Linked DNA regions of Homo sapiens: region 2 is linked to region 1. The links are chromatin loops, found by intact Hi-C in ENCODE. Cell type or tissue: PC-3. All regions are shown on one strand. Region 1 overlaps IMMP2L (inner mitochondrial membrane peptidase subunit 2). Region 2 overlaps IMMP2L (inner mitochondrial membrane peptidase subunit 2).

Evidence for each region. A loop is a pair of places that touch in the nucleus more often than their neighbours do. Peaks named below come from ENCODE experiments on the same cell type or tissue, not always from the same donor. Only the 100,000 strongest peaks of a DNase experiment are listed, where the experiment ranks them.
Region 2: a loop joins it to region 1, with 5 times the contacts of the local background. A loop is called at or near these places in 4 of 110 quality-filtered maps.

Annotation. Positions count from the first base shown.
Region 1 is chr7:111,328,062-111,332,061 of GRCh38, reverse strand. The region is part of intron 3 of IMMP2L (inner mitochondrial membrane peptidase subunit 2); the gene reads left to right. Among named protein-coding and RNA genes, the nearest start is that of IMMP2L, 230 kb to the left of the region's middle. In PC-3, a CTCF peak has its summit at 2,230; no DNase peak of the experiment used is centred here.
Region 2 is chr7:111,555,247-111,559,246 of GRCh38, reverse strand. The region is part of intron 1 of IMMP2L (inner mitochondrial membrane peptidase subunit 2); the gene reads left to right. Among named protein-coding and RNA genes, the nearest start is that of IMMP2L, 5.2 kb to the left of the region's middle. In PC-3, no CTCF peak of the experiment used is centred here; no DNase peak of the experiment used is centred here; H3K27ac peaks cover 835 bases.

The sequences.
Region 1 (4,000 bases):
GTTTTTGTGGCATTATTTCTACTTTGAGAAAACAGCACATAATATATAGCATATAGCACATGATGTATTTTCCCGTGTGTCTTATACCTACAAATAAATATATATATGTATACTATTAGTTTTTTTGCTTAACTTTCCCAGTTAATAACAAGTTGGGTTAAGGTCATCTTCTAGTAGATTCCTTAAGAACTCATGGATCCAGAATTCCTTGAATTCTTGCATGTTAAAAACTTTTTTTATAGCTTGGATACTCGAAGGCAGCTTGGCTATATACAAATCCTTGGATTTCCCTTTATTTCCTGGAGCCTTATGGAAATGCTGCCCCATTGGTATCTTGCTTTGAATCTTTTTAAAAATTGTAAATTGATAATTTATAATTGTATAAATTTATGGAGTATAAAGTGATGTATGATCCATGAATACAATGTGGAATAATTAAATCAAGTTAGTTAACAACATATTCAATACCTCAAATACCTTTTTTTGTGGTGAGAACATTTGAATGTTACTCTCTTAGCAATTTTAAGATGTGCAGTACTCTATTATTGACTATAATCATCATGCTGTGCAATAGAACTAAAAAAAGCATATTTCTCCTGAGATTTTATACCCTTTGGTTATCATTTCCCCATTCCTTACTGCCTGAACTGCTTTAACCACCATCCTACTCTCTGCTTCTATGAGTTAGGTTATTGTAGATTTCACATATAAGTGAGAACGTGATATTTGTCTTTGTTTGCCTTATTTATTTCACTTAGCATAATGTTCTCCATTTTCACACATGCTGCTACAAATGACAGAATCCTTCTTTTTAAGGGCTGAATAGAATTTCACTGTGTATATTTACCACATTTTGTTTATCCATTCATCCATTGATGGGCACTTAGGTTGATTCCATAACTTAGCGATGGTGAATAGTGCTGCAATAAACATGGAATGCAGACATTTCTTCAACAAACTGATTTCAAATCTTTTAGGTAAACACCCAGAAGTGGGATTGCTGGGTCATATGCTAATTCTATTTTTAGTTTTTTGAGGAACTTCCATACAGTTTTTCATAATCGATATACTAATATATATTCGCACCAACAGTATACAAGGATTCCCTTTTCTCCACATCCTTGTCAATATTTGTTAACTTTTGTCTTTTTGATAATAGCCATTCTGATAAGTGTAAGATGATATCTCATTGTGGTCTTTAATTTGCATTTCTCTAATGATTAGCGATGTTGAACATTTTTTCATATGTCTGCTGGACATTTGTATGTCTTCTTTTGAGAAATTTTTATTCAGATATCTTGACCATTTTTAAATTGGATTTTTGGTTTTCTTGCTATTGAGTCATTTGAGCTTTATGTACATTTTGTATACTAACCTCTTGTTGGATATGAATCTTATTTTTGATAAATCTATTGCCAGTCTAATTCTTTTACTTGTGTATGTTGTTTGAATTCATTTGCCTGGATTCCCTGAGGATTTTTCCTTTATCTTGAATGTCTACTACTTTTACTAAAATATGTCTCTGAGTTGATTGTTACAAGTTTTTTTTTTCCCCCCACCCCGTGGCTAGTGGGCCCTTTCAGTATATAAGTTGTGGTTGTTTGTGTTTGAATACTTTCTTGGTTAGAATTTCATTATTAGTCATATTTTATTTTAAAAAGTCTTCTTCAGAAATTCCATTTATATATAAATTGTATCTTCTTTTTCCTGTCTTCCATTTCAGCCACTTTCTCTTTGACCCTTTTTACTTTTTTCTCTATTTCATTTTATTCATTTAGTTGATTTTCTACTATTTTTCCAGTGTCTCTTATTGCATTTTCTTTCAAATCTGTTTTTCCTTGGGCATCTTGTAATTTACGTTCCATTTCTGATGTGATTTTGTATTTTTCTTCTCTTTTCTTTCTGTGTTCAATCAATTGGTGTTTTATTTTTTCCTTTTAAAATTTTCTGGTCATTCATTTCTCTACTTAGTTTTTAATTCTTATTTCAAGGTTGTTTTTTAAATCTACCTAATTGCAGAATTTATGGATATTTATTAGTTTTGAGTGTTATGGTTTTCTTCTGTTTTGCCACTGTTCTTGCCAGTGTCTTGCCATTTGTTTGTGTGAGAGGGTGGAATTTTTTATCACCTTAATTGTTTGGGTCCTTATTTTCAATTTTCTTTTTATGCTAGGTTTTTGTTTATCTGTATGTTGGGATGGCTTAACATTTCTAGTTCAAGAGCACCCTCTCCTGTTATTGTAAGCAAAGTATTGTTTCTTTACTGGATGGCATGGTTTTCAAATGGCATATGCCTTCCAATTTTTAAATTTTCTTTTGTTTTATGTAATTCGAAATGTTCTCCCCTTTTTCTCTCTCTAATGTATAGTTTCCAAAGAAACCTCTCCTGTTGTTTTAGCTGTCTTTTCTCTCCAAAGTGACGCCTTTGCAAGGTGGCTTGTCATGTCCCATGTGCGTTTTCAAGTCTCCTTTCTGTTATCAGTGTTCTGAGCTAACTGTTCACTTTTCAGTATATATAGGGCCAAGGGCTGAGTTTCTTTCTGTTTCTAGCAGTGGTTTTAAATCATGGTTCAACCTGCCCTTAACTCCTCTCTGCTCTCGTTTGTGTAGTTTCTCCTGAACTGCTCTTGGTCTCCATGAAGGCTACTGGCAGGAGCACATGAGAGAGGTAGGTAGGTCTTGATGTTTATATTTATATTTACAAGTACTTTGAAGTTTGGAGTTTCCTTGTTTTCTAGTTATGTTGAGATAGGGTGTGTAGTTTTAATTCTTCTCCTTCTCTTTTTTTTCCTCTTCCTGTTTCTGTTTCTTTTCAGGATATTTTGGTACTTTCAAATTTATACCTCTGCCACAGCTTCAGCTGCCTAGAATCCTCTCTATTAATGCATTCTTAATAGCGCTCAACATCCTGCAGCAACTTAAATGTTTCGTATCTTGGCTTATTATGAATTTGAATACTGAATAACATGATTGTACATGAAAGCTTTTCAAAAGATGTGACGATCTTTTAAATTATTGTAGGCTTTATGAGACACCTAGTCTGAGCAGGTTAGGAAAAAGTAGATTCTGAGATCTTACCAAGGTCTTACTAATGTAAAAATCAATGGCTTTTTTTTTCTCTGTGTTATTAATGGTTAGGGTCCCAATGTTTTTTTGTGAGACTAAATAATAAAATAATGATCTTTTTAAGTGTGGTGCATCATTGACTGCTGTCTTTTTATCTGAGAAAACTATGTATGTTTAGTAAGTCCAAGGGCACGTTGAAGTTTCATGTGGAATAGTTACATGGGAATTTGCTGCAGCAATTACTCTGCTGTTTAATGACAAGCAATTATCCACATCACTTCTCAAGCTATACATCTCTCTCTCTTGCCCTTCAGCATTATGAACATCCCACCCATGGGCATGAGCATTTATTCTACACAGTATCCAGCTGTTACCTACTCTAAGACGTAACACACCTCTAGTTTTTATAACTAATTCTAAGCCTTGCTGTATTGGGGCTTGTAAAATATAAACCCTTACTTTTTATAATTGCCATTTACTTTATATTCTTCAAACTTTGTAATGCTTTTAGAATTTGTGGGCCCTGAAATAATTTTTGTACCAATAAGGAGCAAGAAGGGATAGTTGCTTTTCTACTGGGGAAAACTCAGTAACCATGTAAATGCATTTCTAAGTATCATTCTGTGGGCTCCTATTTAGTTCTAGCTGCCATGTATTTCATTGTAATATGTCATAATTGCAGTCATATTGTTTAAATTATTTTTCCTGAATTATATCAGTTTTTGAAACATCTTTAATATTCCTTTGTAACCTGCCACTGGGTGGAAAAGAACCCCAGCTGTATTGACAGTTTTCAAAATAACTTTTAAGAGCTTATAGGAGAATACTCTGAGAGAGCTGTTTTAATGGTGCTGTTTTCAAAAATCGTACAAGTTCTCTGAGTAAGATTGGATCTTTGTAGTTTCATTAGTTCTATTATGACTGAGAGGTCATG
Region 2 (4,000 bases), 230 kb before region 1:
CTCTGGAAACTGAGAAAGACAAGTTCACAGACATCTGATTTCACACCAGACATCTGGTTTCACTTTACTGAGGAGTATGTTTTGTCAGTAGATTATAGGCATATTAACTGTACTGCTATAGTTTGTGGCATTTCTCTCATAAGCTGTGGTCTGTAGGGTTTAGTATGATGTTTTAGTCAAATGACAGCCCACCGAAAATGAGCACCTGGTCAGATAAGCACATTTCCCATAGGTTTCTTCTAGTGTCATTGTTCTTACAAGTTAACAAGGCAAAATCATTCTATCTTTGGTGGCTTTTGTATTTTTTGTGGAAGCAAGAAAATATTCTTAAAGAAAAGCCTTACTTAAGAACCCATTGTATTCCACAAGTTCATTTTCAAGTCTGTTGTTTGTAAAGTTAACAATGTACTTATAGGAATAAATAGCATTTAGATTTCCAGATCAGAACCCCAGGAAATCTAGTACTTACTTTCCTAAAGGTACTAAGGAAAGCTTTTTAAACTCATTGTGTGCTTATTATATATTAGTGGTACTGTAGACTCTAATCAACATATATAATAGTGTTTTGGAGGTAAGTGTCTCCTGAGTGCCAACCTAGAATGGCTGGACCACGTCTCCCTCCATTTTGAGGTAGTGAGGGGTATAGAAAAAGCTCTGGAGGTTGTCATTCTTAGGTTTTCAGGCAGGGCCTGTTATTGCTTAACTGTTGACCTTGGACACAAATTCCTCATCTATAAATGGGATAATTACTTATGATTACTGTGAAATTCAGTGAGTGAGTGTAATGTGGCACAGAATCTGCCGTAAAATAAATTCTCAGTAAATAGTTGTTTCATTTTTCCTCAAAGTCCTAGACACAAGAACAAAGATACCCTTCTATCCCTTGCCCTTGCATCCAGATTAAGTCACTGGCCTGGACCTGTGGCTCCATTGGAGGGGAACTACCCATGGTATTGGGGATTTGGTAGTGAGGACTCAGAAGGGGTCATGCAGAATAATGACAAAGGAGAGGGGTTGTGAACTGAGAGAAAGGTGGCAGTCTTTTGCTCAGTCCATGAATTTAGATCAATGAATTACTTGTTTCCTAGAAAGAACCATCTTTTTCTCTGGCTTCTCTGTTGATCTTTGTCAACTGTTCCGCTGGAAACTCTTACCTTCTTAATGTCTACTTAGTCCAATAATAAGTTTTTTTCTTTGTCATCTTCATACTACCTGAATAACCATATTTTTCTATTTTTTTTAATGGTTAGGACTTAGTAATGGATATCTGTACTACAGTAACAGATGTCTGTACTAAAGATGTCTGTACGTTCTTAAGATCTGGTGTTTTTTTTTCTATACTCAAAGTCCAGTTGATTTTCTTGTTCTTTCATTGACTCGTACCTTATTCATTAACCTCGCCCCTCCTTTTTTTAGTATATCTATCTGCATTGAGCTAGTAATGTACATGGAACTAGTGACTGTGTGAATTGAACTAGTTAGGAGGATATAAAGATGAAAAGTCATCTTTGACCAAGGATCTTATAGTCTGTAGGACTACAGATATCTTGACCAATAGTTCAAATACTGTATGCTATTTGCTATAACAGAGGTAGGTACAAGTACAAATGAAATCTAGCAAGAGCTCTTGATCTCTGCCTGCAATACCAGGTAAGGGTTTTAGTAGTGGTTGTGTTTGAGCTGAGACTTGAAAACTGAGTAGGAGTGGGCATGTTGACAAGCAATAGAAAGCATTTCTAGGTAAAGCTAACAGCATGAGTAGTTGTGTGGCATTACGAGAACATAGTGTATACTGGGAACTATATGTAGGTCAGTTATATTAGAGTGTGAAGGACAAGGTCAGGAGTGAAAGGAGATGAAACTGGTTAGCCAGTTCAGGGTACACTTCCTAGATGAAACTGGATAGCCAGTTCAGGGTACACTTCTTATACCATGTGTAGTAGTGAGCCACTGAAGAATTGTGAGTGTCATGGAAGATCACTGAAAGCAGTGTGCTGGGTAGATTGAGGGTAGAGTGGGGTTGGGTGTGGGGTCATGGCAAGACTGGAAGCTTTCAAGGACAGTACATCAGTAGGGATAAGAGAGGTTGAAAGCTTAGATAAAGGTGGAAGTAGTGGGAATAGAGAAGTGAGAATGTTTAGGAAAAGTAAGATGAGGGAGAATTTGCTGGTCTTTGTGACTGTTTGAATGTAAAAGATATGGGAGAGGGAGAATGTTAGAATGCTTCCTAGGTTTCTGGGTTGTGAGTGGGAAAAGAGAAGAGGAAGAAGGTATGAGGGAGAAGAGAATGAGTTCAACTTTGGACCTGTGTTTAACATGCTCGCAGGGCATATCATTGGCAAGTGTGAGATGTCTAGAAGGCAGTTGGATATAGGATCCTGGAACATCACAAGAGATTGCAAAGGCTGGAGAAACAGATTTGTGTGTTCTTACCATATGGAGAGTAACTGAAGTATCCATAGATACGGATAAAAGTACATAGAGGAATTGTATAGAAAGAGAAGAGAAAAGGGCTAAAAATTAGTCTTAGAGAATGTAAAAATTTAAAGGAGAAACCATAAAAGAGAAAGATGTAAAGATGCTGAAGGAGAGTGGCCATTAAGTATGATGATGATTGTAAAGTTACAATCATCAATGACTGTTAGAAGTCACTGGTTTCATTGTAGTGGTGGAGGTAAAGCTATCGTGCTGTGGGTAAAGGACTGAATAGGAGATGAGGCTGAAGGGGGCTGGACATGAGAATAGAGAGTAGATATGCTTGGGTCCCTCTTAGGAGATAATTGTTCTTCAGTCAGGGTATTTACTTAATACATTTTATTGTGTATATTTAAGGAAAATAACATGTTATGGAATACATGTAAATAGTAAAATGGTTACTGTAGTGAGACATAGTAACATCCATCATCTTACATAGTTATCCATTTTTGTGTGTATGACAAGAGTAGCTAAAATCTACTCATTTAGCAAAAGTCAGGAATACAATACAGTATTATATAGTACTGATGCTGTACATGAGTTCCCAAACTCTTTCATTATACATGGCTGCTACTTTGTGTCCTTTGACCTACATCTCAATTTCCTTCCCCCTCCCCTGGGATCACTGTTTTATTCTCCATCTCTGTATGCACACATATTAGAATCCCCTAGAGAGCTTTTAAAAATTCCGACTGATATCTTTACAAGGTTGCGGTTTCATTTTCTTTGGGTATGTATATATATATATATATACATGCACACAGAAGAGGGATGGCTAATTGGTACAAAATAGAAGTAATGGTAGTTCTATTTTTAATTTCTTTAGGAACCTCCCTACTTTTTCCATAATGGTTGTACCAATAGTATACAAGGGTTCTCTTTTCTCCCACCCTCGCCAACACTTATCTCTTGTTTTATTTGGTAGTAGCCATCTTGATGGGTGTGAATATATGGAAACAACCTAACTGTCCAACAAAAGACAACAGAAAATCAAACTGCAGTACATATATAGAATGGAATATTATTCAGCCTTAAAAAAGAAATAGATTCTGCTTTTTGCCATAAGATAGGTAAACCTAGGGGACATTATGCTAAGTGAAGTAAGCCAAATGCAGAAAGAAAAATATTGTATTATCTCACATGTGGAATCTTAAAAAAAAGTCAAATACATAGTGAAATCATATCACTGCTTCAGATTTTATTTTTTGAGAGAGAAACAACATGTCTGTATGCTGTGAGTTAGAAACACCATAGAAAGGGAGATGTTGAAAATACAGTTGCCTGATTCCTTGCTTGTCATATTTTTTTTTTTGTGAATGAAGATTAGGTTGTCGCTTTGTTTGCCTACTCCTTCCCGGCTTGCAAAATTCATATCTGACCCCAACTGTCAGATATGAATTTTAAATGTCCTTTCTACTCTATTCTTTCCTGCCCCACAGTTCACTGCTGTCTTGCTCTCACTACGTCTGGCCCTTTTGCATACATTATTCTCTAACCTAATCCAGTTGTGCGTAAAAACTCCATT